Regions from separate parts of the Mus musculus genome. Here region 1 is linked to region 2. The links are chromatin loops, found by intact Hi-C in ENCODE. Cell type or tissue: left cerebral cortex. All regions are shown on one strand.

Region 1 (8,000 bases), 150 kb before region 2:
CACCAAACTGGAAAAAAAAAACTTGTGTTAATCTGAGTTAACATGCTGTTTTAATATTTTAAATGCATTTGATAATACTATTTAACAGCTTTTCAAAGTCTACGATGTTAGACTTCCATATTTAACAATTCCAACTCCCGAGATGTCTCTTCACTATAGTTTTAGTTACCTATATTCAAAGACTTACAGCTGTAAACCAAGTCCTAGTCTTCTTTGAAAAGTAGAAAATGAGGGTAGAGACTTGGCAGCATCTGTTCATGGTGCCTTGACAATTTTAGATGTGTAACTAGGATTATACTGTAAACTTTGTAGGAAGATGTAGCAATCAAATGTTAGTGAATTGTAAGTTATTCTGTCACGTAGAGCTAAACAGAAGGAATGGAAAGGAAGGAGTCCTTTTACTACTATTAGTATATCTGATAGTTCACCATCAAGCAAACCCTCTACTGCAAGGTTCCTCCACTATTGAAAACCATAAGGATTTTTGTGTGAAAAGGAACAGCACGGTTCTCATAGAGCTTCTATAAGGCTCATCCTGCAACAGTTATTAGCATTGAGGACACAATTTTATGTTGTTTATTGGCCCACATGGCACATGTGAGTAAAACTGTCCAGGAAGTCCAGTCATGCAGGATTCAAAAAAGAACCTGTTCTACCATAGGTTTTTGGTGACCTACAGGTGTAAGAACAAGCTAATTGCAAAACTATAATATCTAGATAACACACTGGAGTTTCTAAAATCATTGTCTACTTTAAACATTATTAATGAAGTCACACGACTAATCCCCTCTAGGACAAATACCACATCTACCTACATTTTCCTGAACATAAAATGGGAATCAATTAAGCAAAATTGTGCCCACGCCTTCGGGGATGATCAACTGCTGTAAAGCTTCCTTTATCCTGCACTTTCATCCCAACAGAGCTTAAGGGGTTGAAAGTTAGCAAGTTCTTGGAGATTTTATTCACGGTGGAGGCTTCATTATAGGTATATATTAAATGGCATGAACATTGAATGTGTTTCCAACTTATTCAACAGCTTTATTAGGAACCTCCTATGAGGTCATACTTCAAAGTAGCATACCTATGTTTAGAATCTAGGTTTAATTACGTGACTTTAAAGCACACACACACACACACACAACACACACACACACACACACACACACACACACACACACACACACTTACTGATATACCAGTGGCTTCTGTATATCTGTACACACATCATATGTACATATGTAGATTTTGGCAAGGGATGGTAAGGTTTATGTTAAATATTGAAAAGAACTTTTTGTTCATGTTGTTTGAGAACTTTTTATTAGCAATGGTGAGTGAGAAATTTAACTTTTGTATATGCACTATACAATGACATTTGGGAAAAGATCACAATGAGAAGAGGCATTGGTATATATTTATTTTGGTATCATTAAGAGACTATTCGAAGGCCTTTCCTCCCCTTCCATGGCCCCTTTTTTAATTTCCACGTTTCTAAATTCATTCCGTATCACTAGTAGCTGTGATACACAGTCAAGAAAGAATGCAGTGTTTGCCTCTCTGGGCCTGTGTTAACTCACTCAATATAGTATTTTCCATCTCCAAAATTTTTTTGCTACTTCATAAGGTCAGTGCCTTTTTAGGGCTGAAAAAATTCCATTGTATGTATATCATAATTTCCTAATTCATTTCTCAGTTAACTCACAGTACACATCATCTGAGCCATTTTCCTAGCATTAGTGAACATGGCTGGGCACACAACTCGTAGTTGGTTGGATAAAGTCATATGTATATCCCAGGAGTGTTATATCTAGGTCATATGGTATATCTATTTCTAGATTTTTGAGAAGTTCCCAGACTGCTTTCCACAGTGGTTGCACTATTTCTATTTCCCCCAATAACATGTGAGGATTCCCTTTTCTCTATATCACCAACATATTTTAATGTCATTTATAGTCTTGATGGTAGCCATTTTAATTGGGGTGATGTTGAATCTACCACAGTTTTCATCTGCATTTCCCCGATGGCTAAAGGGTGTTGAACACTTTTTAAAAATAATGTTTTTATTTATACTGTGAGGATTTTATACAATATATTTTGATTGTATTCATTACTATAGTGCATTGCTGATACTTTGAAAATACCCTAAAATTAATTTGTCCTTTCTGACTTACAGGGAGAAAACATAATGATGTTAAAGCCACTTCCCTTTGAGTATGCTTTGAAAGCACTTGGTAGTTGACTATGTTATTCACAAGACTTCATTTTCTCTATGATAGAGGCGGCAATATCAACTCTAAGATATTCTGAGCTCTGCCTCTGCCCTACTTCTCAGACTTCTGACTCTATAAAATAGGTAACAACTTTTTTTTTTCTGTAGAGGTGGAGAAACATTTTACAAATGGCAGACACTCAGAAGTGGAGAAAGGGAAGGGAAGTGTTGTTCTCAGTGTTACAAAGAGATCAATACACCCTTCTTCCTAAAGCAGCTCTTAGAAAGTAAGGCAGTTGAAAACAATGCTAAATGCTCCCATTTTTAGTGCTGAAAGAACTAGATATGGAATGAACAAAGTTTACACCAAAGAAGGCAAACATGACACACATTCCCATCTGTGCTAGGTGCGACTGTATTTTTTAAATGCCAGTGACTTTCACCCCATTATTTCCTTCCTAAGATTAAGCAAACAAGACTAGCCCATTGGTTTACATAACATATAAAATTCCTTCAACACTTTGCAAATGTCCTTTGATGTTTTTAAAAAAAAAAACCCTATTCATTCTGCAAGAGATTACAGCTTCAGGAAAAAACCGCTTACAGAGAACAAAAGACACCAGCTCATTATGCAAATAAAAGCAAAAAAAATTCCATCCACACGCATAAACATAAAAAGGCTACAAAAATCCTTCTATTCTTACTTTTAACTTTACAGGGACATAATTTCTATGGCCATCTATTCAAAGAAACAAGTTATTATAGAGATTACTGAAAAATGTTTATATTGAAGCTTTAAATATATTATATATAAACCCATAAGCTTTAAATATATTATAGAAATAACAGCAGACATAAAAAAGTTCTAGGAGAATTTCATAGTAATATTTCTTAGAAAAAATGATAAATCCAGAAGCAGACTGCTTAAAAACTTAGGCACAACCTTTGGAATTGGGAGAGGTAACACACACACACGCACACACACACGCACACACGCACGCACGCACGCACGCACGCACGCGCACACACACGCACACACACGCACACACACACACGCACACACACATTTTTATGTCTTAGTGTGAATTGTCTCATAAGTGCTTGTATTTGAACACTTGGTCTCTGCATGTGTGCTCTGATTGGAGACACCGTGGAGGCTTTGTAACATGGGGCTATCAGGCTGCAGACCACTAGTCTAGCGCTCTGCTGATTTATGCCATGTGAGAAGCTGCCACTGCATAATCTGCCACTACAGACTGAGCCACTCCTACACTTCTTCCTTAGCTAGGATGAACTAAAATTCCCTAAAACCATAAGCCAGAAAATATTCCTTTCCTCTTCAGTTGCATCTGTCAGATATTTGTCCAAGCAATGAGGAACATTTGTTAGATAGATAGATAGATAGATAGATAGATAGATAGATAAATAGATAGATAGAGAGAGAGAGATACACAATATACATATGCAGTCTGTGTATATACATTAAATTATTCTAAATATGAAATTCAAACAAAGTAGTCATTTGTTATGTGTGTTAGATTTCTTGCTGAGTTCTAAGTCTGTTAGTAGAGCCCATGAACTATTGATGGGTATAACATTCTGGCTAGGCATCCTCTTCCCCTGTGGGAGGGCAGAGGTGGAGGAGTAGAATGCTGAGACTCCACATTAGCAGTAGAGTCACTGTTAACAAATTCTTTATACCGTCACAAATGTGTGCACATGTTGTTTGAAGAATGATCACATGGTAAAGAGAAAAGGCGAGAATGTGAGCCATAGTGAAATGGCCAGACCCTGGCTTCTTCTTCCTTAGTCAAGCTTGATATCTGCTGTTGGACTCAGATGCAAAGTGATTATGAAATTTTAGGAAACTAGATTACTATATTTTTACTCCAATCTCTGGGTCCTAGTTGTTGTTTTTTTTAAGTAACCTTTAAATACATACTCATGCTAGATAGGATGAGCATTAATATTGAGGGTATATGTTTGCACCAAGTTTATGGTTTCCAATATCTTATATGTATGACCTGTATTACATGTGTTCATTTTGATTTTAATTTCTAAACCTTTATTTTTTGTGTGGCATGTTGACATCATTTGATACTCAGAATCTGCTTGTATTGTTGCTTCCTATAGTTTGTTATGGGTTCCACAACCTTCTGAATGTGCCCATGCTGGAAGCCTAGTTTTCAATACAGCAGAGTTGAGATAAGGGAACAGTAAGGAGGTGGGGGAAGGGCTTGAGAGATGGACCAGTTAATAAAATGCCTGCCATGCAAGCATGTGTTCAGAGCAGATCTCTGACCTCTACACATACCTGCACAGTGGGGACACATGAAAAAATTCATGTACCCTGTGTGTGTGTGCATGTACACATATGTACACACACATATTCACACAGACCAATGAATGATGTATTGGCTAGTGGGAGTAATTCATTCATGTAGGAAGTGACCTTGGGATGGATTAATGCAAATCTTATGAGACTGGATTGGTTCTGGAGAGAATAGGTTGTGTGAGAGCTCAATCTCTTTCCTGGATGGCCATGTGCCTTTCTTCTGCAAACACACTTGTCATTTAGATGCCACTTGCAATGTGACTTTTACCAGAGACATGCAGAGAACTGCTGTCATGCTCATGTATCTCAGAACTAAAAGGTTCATAATTGCTTCCTTTTTGCAAAGTGCCAGGCCTCAGGTAACTTGCTACAGAAACATAAAATAGACAACAAATACTTGTCCAGTCATTACATTTCTTTAACTGCAACGCCCCTTATTTCTCACCAGTCTAACACAATGAAAACCTAGTCCTGTATTCTAGACTATGTAGCAGTCTGGACACCTAAATTTACTCTCTTCTACAATTTGTCAGAAATATCTTGGAACAAAGATACTGACAACCTCCAGATTCAGGATTATCATAACCGGTTAAATAACTGTGGCAGCAAGAAATGCAGATGAACAGACTCCCAGTCTCTTCCAGCCACTCCCCTATTTCCTCAAAATAGTGAGGTGAGGAAATATTGAGTCTCACAGAGGCAGGAGTGGCCTTGGGACAAACTGGCCAGGAAGAACAAATCAGAGAGCTCATTTCCTTAATTATCATCTCCTTGTCCCTCCACTTCTGCATTCTAGGTTGTTTATTTGAGAAAAAAATAAACTCTAGAATTTCTTTAACTCATTATTTGTTGATATACTGTCCAAATACAGAAATCACTAGCCACGCTGGGTTGTACAAATTTTAATTTGCTAAACCTATATAAAGCAAAAAAAAGTTATTCAATATTAGACACTTCAATTATAGAATATATTCATTCTAGGAATTTCTACTTAAATGGCAATGGATATAAAGGTTTCAAATATTAGTATTTTTCATCACACTATACCAGTGATAGCAAAGTTTGAACCCAGTCCCCAAGTTGAGCCCATGTTATGCCCAGTCATGCAGTATTTTACCTATTAATGAAATATCAGGTGGCTGATTCACCATTGGTCTCTCATCTAAGATTTCTCAAGAGTCTTGGAGAATGAGCTGTTCAAACTCAATCCTTTCTGGCACTTCTAAGAGGCTCACTTATCTCTACCACCATATTTACACTCCTAACAACCTAATGAAGTAGCCAGTTAGTATCATCTAAGGGATGAAGACAGTAAAGAAGGCCTTAGGAGACACACAAAGATTCATTTTATCATATTCTTTGGCAGCTAGCTCAAAATGCTACTCAAAGTAACACCCCATCCCAAAGCAAGTATCATTCAATTCAAAAGTCTAATTGTTCTTCAAAAACGTTTAAATAAAGGAGAAATGCTCAGAATTGTGACTGTATGGCTTGCTATCTAGACATAACAGCAGCTCAAGACAGGAAAGAACTATTTAGAAGCATCATGAGACTAATTCATGTACCTCACAGAACATAGCCAATCAAGTTGCTTTTTTTCTTTTTTATTAGATATTTTCTCTAATTACATTTCAAATGTTATCCCCTTTCCTAGTTTACCTTCCCAAAATCCCCTATCCCCTCCCTCTCCCAACCCACCCACTCCCACTTCCTGGCCTTTGCATTCCCCTAACTGGGGCATAGAATATTTGCAAGACCAAGAGCCTCTCCTCCCACTCACTGATGGGCTACTAGGCCATCTTCTGCTACATATGCAGCTAGAGCCACAAGACCCTCCACGTGTTTTCTTTGATAGGTGGTTTAGTCCCAGGGAGCTCTGGGGTTACTGGTTAGTTCATATTGTTGTTCCTCCCATAGGGCTGCAAACCCTTTCAGTTCCTTGGGTACTTTCTCTAGCTCCTTCATTGGCGACCCTGTGGTCCATCTACTGGGTGACTGTGAGCATCTACTTCTGTACTACTCAGGCACTGGCAGAGCCTCTCAGGAGACAGGTATATCAGGCTCCTGTCAGCAAGCTCTTGTTGACAGCTACAATAGAGTCTGGGTTTGCTGGTTGTTTATGAGATGGATCCCCAGGTGGGGCAATTTCTGGATGGCCATTCTTTCAGTCTCTGCTCCGAACTTTGTCTCTGTACCTCCTTCCATGGGTATTTTGTTCCGCCTTTTAAAAAGGATTGAAGTGTCCACACTTTGGTCTTCCTTCTTCTTGAGTTTGATGTGTTCTGCAAATTGTATCTTGGGTGTTCTGAGCTTCTGTGCTAATATCCACTTATCAGTCACTGCATATCATGTGTGTTCTTTTGTGATTGGGTTACCTCACTCAGGATGATATCCTCCAGATCCACCCATTTGTCTAAGAATTTCATTAATTCATTGTTTTTTTTTTTTTTTTATAGCTGAGTAGTACTCCATTGTGTAAATGTACCTCATTTTCTGTATCCATTCCTCTGTTGAGGGACATCTGGGTTCTTACCAGCTTCTTGCTATTATAACTGAGGCTGCTATGAACATAGTGGAGCATGTGTCCTTATTACAAGTTGGAGCAAATTCTGGGTATATGCCCAGGAGTAGTATTGCTGGATCTTCCAGTAGAACTATGTCTAATTTTCTGAAGAACCACCAGACTGATTTCCAGAGTGGTTGTACCAGCTTGCAATCCCACCAACAATGGAGGAGTGTTCCTCTTTCTCCTCATCCTTGCCAGCATCTGCTGTCACCTGAGTTATTGATCTTAGCCATTCTGACTGGTGTGAGATGGAATCTCTGGGTTGTTTTTATTTGCTTTTCCATGATGAGTAAGGATGTTGAACATTTCCTTAGATGCTTATCAGCCATTTGTTATTCCTCAGTTGAGAATTCTTTGTTTAGCTCTGTCCTCCATTTCTTAATGGTGTTATTTGGTTTTCTGGAGTCCAACTTCTTGAGTTCTTTATTTATATTGGATATTAGTCACCTATCAGATTTAGGATTGGTAAAGAAAATTTCCCAATCTGTTGATGACCTTTTTGTCTTATGGACAGTGTCATCTGCTTTACAGAACATTTGTAATTTTATGAGGTCCCACTTGATGATTCTTGATATTACAGCACAAGCCACTGGTGTTCTGATCAGGAATTTTTCCCTTTGCCCATATCTTCGAGGCTCTTCCCCACTTTCTCCTCTATAAGTTTCAGTGTCTTTGGTTTTATGTGAAATTCATTGATCCATTTAGACTTGAGCTTTGTACAAAGAGATAAGAATGGATCAATTCACATCCTTTTACATGATAACCACCAGTTGAGCCAGCACCATTTGTTGAAAATGCTGTCTTCTTTCCACTGGATGGTTTTAGCTCATTTGTTAAAGATCAAGTCAACATGTGTGTATAGGTTCATTTCTGTGTCTTCCATTCTATTC
Region 2 (8,000 bases):
AGAGTATGTGCACCATGAGCACGCTTGGTGCCCACGATGGGCACAAGAGAGCATCAGATCTTCTGGCTCTGGAGTTACAGGGGTTGTGAGCCTCACATGAGTGTGGGGTAACAAATCCACCTCCTCTGTACCAGCACCACATGCGCTTACCCTCTGAGCCATCTCTTCAACCCTACAAGACACTAAAAGCCAAAATAAGCTTCTGCCAATAAGTAGATCCCATTACCTTAAAATAAGGTGTGGGGCATGGTACCATTTTGCAATGAAATCTCTGAAAATTAGTGTTTGTTACTGAGATGAACTTCAACTTAGCAATATCTAACTTTTTTAAAAAAAGAAATTCTACCATTTTTTTAAATATTTGAAACATTTAAAAAACCATTTGCTTTTGTGTGTGCACATGCCATGGCAGGGATGTGGTAGAGGTCACAGGTCACTTTTTAAAGGAACCATTCATAATCCTAGGAATACTGAAAGCCATGGTTTCTAATCTGTACTGACATCCAGGGCTGTACAACTGTGGGGACTATCTAATTCATCATCAAATGCTAATGGCAATTCCAGCTGTAACCTGTGAGATGCCCATAACACCCTTCCCCGAAGTTGATGAAAGCCAAAACAACGTCTCCCCTGCCTGCTAGGGTGCCTCTGTTGGAAGGCCCTCAGCTGAGGCCCTGTGCTCTTAGCCTATCAGTCATTTCCACTCCTGGAGTGAGGCAACATCATTTCTCTCCTACTTTGACTGACATTTCTTTTATCCTCTGGGAGACATCGCACCATTTTTAATGCCTTTACCTTAGGGCAGCAGATTCCATGGACTGTTTGCTGAAGCTTAGCCATGCTTAGGGACAGCTCCTTCAGAAGAGTTGTCAAGTTATGCTCCACTTCAGAACTCTCAACTCGAGAAAGTAGCCAAAGGGCACATACAGTCCTTTGTAGTCAAAGGGCTCGACGTTAGGAGGAAGGATAGTCTTATTTCAAACTAAATTTAGCATTAAATAAATACAGCCTTCACCTCTACACACTCACAAGATCTCCAGTCTCCTGTCTCTGTCTCTGTTGAACACCCATTCCCAACCCTCCCTCCCTCCTCCTTGGACATCCCCTCCCCCCAACAACTCCCCCAATTCAATGCAGACAAACACACAGTTATGTTTTATTAGAACTATATTCTGAAGGAAAAAAAACAATCACTTATTTTACTTTGATATGATCTATACAATCAATTAAAAGCTCACAGTAATAGAAGTGAAAGATAACAGCAAAAAAAAAATACCCCCTTATTATTCAAATTTCCCACCTTCCAGATCTCTATAAAAGTAGATATATTTTCAAACAGTGACGTCCCCCTCCCCCCAATCTGGCCCAACCAATGAGGTAAAAAGGGCAGCTCCTGGCCACTAGATGAGTACTCTCTTTTTGTTATGTCACTCCATAGGTCAGGCAAGACTGTGAAAACTCAAAAAAAAAAAAAACAAAAACAAAAACAAAAACAAACAAACAAAAAAGGCAAGAAAGAAAGAAAAGAAGAAAAGAAAAGCAAAGGGAAAAAGCCCACATCCCACTCCTCAATGAAGTTCTGGCTTCTCTTCTTCTGAATACTGACACCCTACCACCACCACCACCACCAAGCACACATGAGCAAGCGCGTGTGTGCGCGCGCACACGCACACACACACACAAATGCACCCGCACGCACACACCCCTCAATTTGATGTGCTAAACATATCAGTCATGACACATAATCAGAGACCGATCCTCTGAAACAGCAGTCTGGGACCGCAAGTCGAACCCTCCTCCGTCCTTAGTGCACACAGATGGCCCCGGTTTCCAGCCCCTGCTTCAGCTTCATTTCCTACTCCAACAGTGCAGCTTTAAAAGCTGCCCACCAACAAACCATGCTCAGCTAGACAGAGCTTGAGAAGACGTGGTCGTGGTGACACCCACCTCTTCATTGCCATTTCTCAACCTGGAACCTGCAGATTCTTCTTGATTCATGTAGCTGGTGGGTAAAATCTCTGCTAGTCAAATGGACATTTTATTTTGCAACATAATTTCCGATGCTTATTGAACTAATCTGGTCTTTCCCTTCGTAAGTCATTGATTTGCATGCCTGGAACTGAGAGGAAGCCCCCCCACCCCCCTTCAAAACACAGGTAAGTAATGGTCACTGTTCCCAACCTACTCACTGCCTCTCCCAGTCCATTTGAAGCTACCTGCTTACGGAATCCACAGATGTTATGATCATCATGTCCTTTGAGAAGGCCCCATGATTCCAGAGCCCCTGTGACATCAGGGACTTCTCAGATTCCTTCCCTGAGTAGAAAGATGGGAACAACCCTGCCTGAGATGCATCCTCTAAGCACAGAAATCAGGGGAGACAAACAGCATCAGGTTTCAAATAAAAGGTAACCAGAGGGAGGCTATGGAAACCCATCACTGGGCCAGAAAGAATGTAACCAGCAAAAGGAGGCAGAAGACATACTGGAAGCGGAAGCACGTTTCCCTTAATCCTGTCCTGGACCACGTCCAGAGTCCTGATCTCCCAGTCGTGGAGACAGACTGCACAGCTCGGAGGACCCCTGGCCTGCACCACGCACCTGCAAAGCGCATGCATGTACACCCCCTGCTGCGTGTTGCACGCTGCAGACTTCTACCTTACTAACCAGCCCAAAACACAAATTCCCCCTCCCCATAGGAGACTAGGGATCCCCTTGGCCTAGAACACACACCACTCCCCCTCTGTGTAACGCACAAACCCAGCCCCACATTGCTTAAAAGGAACCCGGATACACAATCCGGTAAGCGAAAGCACTGGTGGCTCCCCTTAAGTGACTACCTTCCTCCCTGCTTCATCTCTGTCCAGGATCCTAGGAGCCTCCAAACCAGATAGGAGATGGAAGAGGAACCTCAGAGAAGTACCTCTAAACCTCTACCATGGGACTTGACTCACGGAAGCCTCCAACCCTATGCACAGGTTTGCAACTCCCCTTCCTCCCTATCCTAGGCATGAATCTACCCCACTCCCTGCTCACATTCCCCCATATCCCTCATCACCTTTCCAGCCCTCCCTTCCAGGCCACTTTCTAAACCCGCTGGTTCTCACAACGTGTTGCCTCACACACTCCCTCCGGAGGCTTGAATTAAATCTGCCTCTTTCCATCATATCTACCTAAGCTTGTTCTGATTCCCCGAATTAACCAAGTTCACCCGCCCATCAGGCGCCCACTGACCCTTCCACTGGCGTCCTTTACTCTCCTACAAATCCGCTTTTCACACGCCCCACTTTCCATCTATCTCCCCTTCTGTCATCCTGGTTCAGGACACACCGCCCTTCTATTTTGCTCTCTGACCCTCTGTCAGTCCTAGGGACACCACTTTCCCTTTTTGGCTGTTCCCAGGCAGGTCCCTGCTCTCCAAACCTTCCCTTCCCCATCGGGCACTAGCCGGCTCCTGGCCTGCCGGGTCCGCTCCCTCATCCGCGGTCCTTCTTCCTTCCAGAGTGACCCACACCTGAACCCTGAGCCAGTCCTACCCTCCGGGGTCTGCTCATTATAGCTTTTGCTAGAGCATCCTTGTAAGCAGGAGCTCTCTACCTGCCCAGCGGTTGGGAGAAGCGCGGGACTCCGGAGGCAGAAGGCTGCCCGCTCTCCGGGTGTCCAGGCGCTCTTCCCGCTCGCCATCCCCAGCTCCCCCAGCGCCTAGCCCTCGCCCCGGCGGCGCCCAGCAGCCGCACAAACTTACTTGCGGGTCGGCGGGAGGGGGCTGCGGCGAGCGGTGCGAGCCCCGTAGCGGCGAGTGCGCCCCTCTCGGTGGGGCCGGGCGGCGCTGGCACTGCGCTCCCGCGGCCGCGCGCGGACTGCGCTCAGCCTGACGCAGCCCAGCTCTGCCCCCACCGCCGTCGCCGCCGCCGGGGCCGCGGAGCGCTTGCAGACTTGCTCAGTTTCCGGACCTGCCCGCGTGGAAGCTACCAAGAGCCATCCGCGGCGGGGGAGGCGGCGCCGAGCTGCAGAGCGACGGCCACGAGCTGGAGGCGACCACGCCGGCGGCTCCGGGAAAAGGGGGGGCGAAGCCCTGCTAAAAATAGCTCCTGCGGAAGGAAGCTACCGGCTGCCAGCGCACCCCCTTTCCGCGCGTCCCCGCAGCGAACTCTCGGGCTCCGGGAGCTGGCGTCCTCCTGGACCCCTGCCCTGGGAAACCGTGCCCCAAGAACAGACACCTGCCAGGGTAGCCAGAGCAGAGTCCCAACTCCAGGCTGCGGGGTATGGCACCCCTTCCCGTCCCCGGTCCCCAGAGCTGCCCAGCAGCCCTAGCCTCAGGGCCTTAGACAGAGACATCGAGAAGATACTGGTCTGAAATTATGGGAAAGCTCCTCTGCTACTGACTTACCAAGAGGAAGAAAAAAGTTTTCAGGGTTATTCTGGTGGAATTGGAACGAGAAATCAAGGAAGGCGGGCAAAATACAAAGATCTGGCCAAAGGGTGAAGGTATGGGGCTGTGGGTTGAAAGGGGCTCTGGAAAGATCTCCTTAAATACAAGAGTAGGCTGGGCTTCTCCCCGACTTCTATTTCCGCAGGATTTTACATAATTAGTTGACACTCAGCCTGACCTTGGAGGCACTGTTCCTGTTGCCTGAACTGTAATTTACTTTCCCTGCCTGCTGCCTTCTACTTCCACCGCTCCCACCTTTCCAACTCTGCCTGGGAAATTATGAGAGAGGAGTAGGGGTAGGGGCCAAAGTACAACTAGGTAGACTGGACCTCGGCCCTTTCTTGAAGGAAGTCGGTCCCTTTGCCAAGATGAGACTGCATCAATCCGACCAGCAAATCAGCCCAAAGGCCTCTCAAAACCTGGTAGTGAGTGGGTTCTCACTATTAATCTCCAGGATACCCCACCTCAATTGCTGACAACTAGTGTTATCTCTTCTCTCCTTTGAAAGTGAAACGTCCATCAGTCTGTAAAACGAAAGCCAAGAGGAAAGGGGAGGAGGAAATATTTATACTGAAAAGGAAAAGAAATGAATTTGAGAAAAGCATAGTGATGTACATGCATTTCGTAATGAAACCCATTATTTTTTACCCTGAAAAAATCAATAAAGATTTCAATTATAAGAATGAGATGTTCACATATTTCCTGGGTCAAGTTATAGTTTTAGCTTTTTCTCTGGAAGTCACCAAATTAGATTCATCAGTTAAGAATTCATTGCTTTTATTTGACAGAAGAGGACGTTGAAGCCTGGAGACAACTGTTGCCTGAAATAATACCTAATTGAACCCAAAATCTGCCGGATGAGAAATTACCCAAGTTTAAATATAACCTATTATTTCCTGAAATCCATAGCTGTAGTTAGAGTAAGAAATCAGGAAACTAGGCGCAGTTTTCAGTGCAGCTAATGAATTTGGTAATCTTGTTTTCTCTACTTGTAAGAAGGAAATCCAGAGCCTAGATTTTGCGTTCTCTTGAAAGTGACTATTTTATCCCAGTTCATTTATGTCTTTTGAGGTTATGCATGGACTAGAACTGAGCTTCACCAAGAGCTCACAGTACATGCTCAATAAAAATGCATTCACTTGCCATTATTGAGACTTAGGAAAGCTTGGCTTGCCAACAGAAGGCACACGGTTGTACTTTTTAACAGCGCTATAACAGTGTATGTCTCTGCTCAAGACATACTCCTAAATCAGATCCTTCAATTTGCAATCACAGTCTAGTTTTATGTTTAACTTTCTTTCCTCTGAAGCTATCTCTTAAGCTTATCTATCCTTTCCTGTCCTAAGTAACATGGGATGAGAGATGAATGCTGTGCACACGGGTGCCATCACACTATTACTTCCTGCCAGTCACACTTGAGGTGGTGTGATCTTGACATTTCTTTGACACTGCACACACACTCTCTGTAGGGGGACATGCCTTCACTTTAAAGTCTGTTTCGGTTCCTACATAAAACCTATGGTTCAAAATGTACTGCGTTCAAGACTTTGAATGCCAAGTGAAAGCAACTCACTAGCATAGATACATTGAGAAAATTATACATTGGTTCACAGAGGTGGGACCTCCTGCCCGACACGGGACCATAGAGCAGTATTCCCCTGTTCTAAGCACTGTTTCCTGTGCTGGTGTTAATATTCCTTCCCTACGAGCAGAATGCACTCCCATCCATGCATCAGGGACAAAGTTGACAATCTTATTTTCTTTGTCAAAACAGATCAAGACTTACTCTCATGAGGCTTAAAATACAAACCCAATTGGCTGTCTAGACCCACACAGATGAATCTATCTTCCCTAGAGAAAGATTCTCAAAAGGAAAATATCTAGTAGCTGAAGGTACCCATGAAACTTACGAAACAGTGTGCATTGCCTTCCTGAAGAGTCTTGCCTCCCCTGCAGTCAAAGAGAGAGAGAGACAGAGACAGAGAAACAGAGAGAGAGAGACAGGGAGACACAGTCAGACAGAGACAGAGAGACAGAGACACACAAAGAGAGTGACAGAGACAGAGACTATTGGCATATTCGGTCTGAGTTATCAAAATGAGCAAAAGGATACCACTTTGAAGAGGTTTTTTTCTTCCTTTTCCCAGGTGAGAATACTTTGATTTGCCTCCCTAAAGGCAACAGTTAGTCCCCTCTTTGTAGCCTTTTCATCTTTATTTCAGGCCTGGGTTGCTTCCAAAGTGGAGTCACTCTCATTAAAGCTGTCTAATGAGCCATAGGCTGCTGAGACCTCCATTCCAGTCTATCTCTATAGGAAAGGACAGGTTCCCTATTACTAAAGCTTTGGGGTGTTGTTATTGCTGTTATTTTGTTTTTTGTTTTTGTTTTTTGTTTGTTTGTTTGTTTCTTTTTTTGTGGTTCAGTATACTGGAACATGTTGTAAACTGTGTGGTAATAAAAAGTAGGCACTTTCCTTTTGCCCTCCTACTGGATGGGAGAGGATATTCCAACAGCTGCTGTCTTATTTCTTCTGAAGATATATTAGAATTGTTATTTATTATTATTTTTGAGACCGAGTCTTACATAGCAAGCCATCTACAAACCAAGCTACATTCCCATGCAATTTTTCTTCTTTTCATGACTTTCATGAAAGTACCAAGTGTCACAGGATTCATATTTATACACTTTAATCTTGTTTTTTTTTATAAGTAAAGGACTACAGTGCTAGGATTATTTCATTCAAATAACATTCCGTAGTTATACAAACCCCTCCAGCATACATGGTGGTGCCCACTTACAATCTCTGCACTGAAGAGGCCGAGGCAGAAGAGTTAAGAGTTTGAAATCTGCCTCGTCCACATAGCAAAATCTATTAATGAAGGCAAAAGCAAAATCACTAACTCTAGACTCTTTTCATTCACTTCCTACAAGGTCTTCCGTGACCCCCTCTCCGGCCTCTGCCACACCGTGTCTTCCCTCCCACTCAGATTACTACTTCTGTCCAGTCCACTGTTGTTTTCTTTTCTCTGCAGCTCTTTGTTCATCCCTTAGCTGGGCTTTCTTCTATTTCATTTATCAACACAGTTGCTCTGTCTTCTCTGCTGACCTGCAAGACATTGGAGGATTGGCACCATGACAAATTCCTGTGTGGATTTTGATCTTGGGTGCTTAATAGATGCTTACTGGGGCATTCGTGGAGTGTTAAAAAAAAATGATGAGCCCTTGGATGTAAACAAAGAGGATGCTGGGTAAATAATTCCTCAGCTGGTTGCAGGGAATGGCAGAAGGTGGGAAGGTCTAGAGAGGCGATGCCTTACAATACAGATTTTGCCTATTTCACTAATTTGTCTAGGGTAGCTCTTCTTCCCCCATTTGGATTTTGTTAACCAAATCATCTGATTGAACTCCCCAAGTGTTGCCTAGGCCACACTGTCAAGTAGATCTTCTACCTCCGAATATTAACACAGCTCCCTATGCATAGTCTGCTGCATAAGGCCAGCCCATTTTAGATCCATAGACATTGGGTTTCTCTCTGATGCATGTGTTTCCCACTAAATTTGCCTTTAGAA

Evidence for each region. Peaks named below come from ENCODE experiments on the same cell type or tissue, not always from the same donor. Only the 100,000 strongest peaks of a DNase experiment are listed, where the experiment ranks them.
Region 1: a loop joins it to region 2, with 2.5 times the contacts of the local background. A loop is called at or near these places in 3 of 42 quality-filtered maps.

Annotation. Positions count from the first base shown.
Region 1 is chr15:41,592,442-41,600,441 of GRCm38, reverse strand. All of the region lies in intron 2 of Oxr1 (oxidation resistance 1), which reads right to left. Among named protein-coding and RNA genes, the nearest start is that of Oxr1, 150 kb to the right of the region's middle. In left cerebral cortex, no CTCF peak of the experiment used is centred here; DNase peaks (open chromatin) are centred at 256, 2,547 and 3,433; H3K27ac peaks cover 534 bases.
Region 2 is chr15:41,443,334-41,451,333 of GRCm38, reverse strand. Oxr1 (oxidation resistance 1) reads right to left here and starts at 3,852. Exons shown (of 17, transcript NM_001130166.1): 1 at 3,745-3,852. In left cerebral cortex, CTCF peaks have their summits at 3,125 and 3,811; DNase peaks (open chromatin) are centred at 2,731, 3,226, 3,973, 4,570 and 2 more places; H3K4me3 peaks cover 4,190 bases; H3K27ac peaks cover 3,127 bases.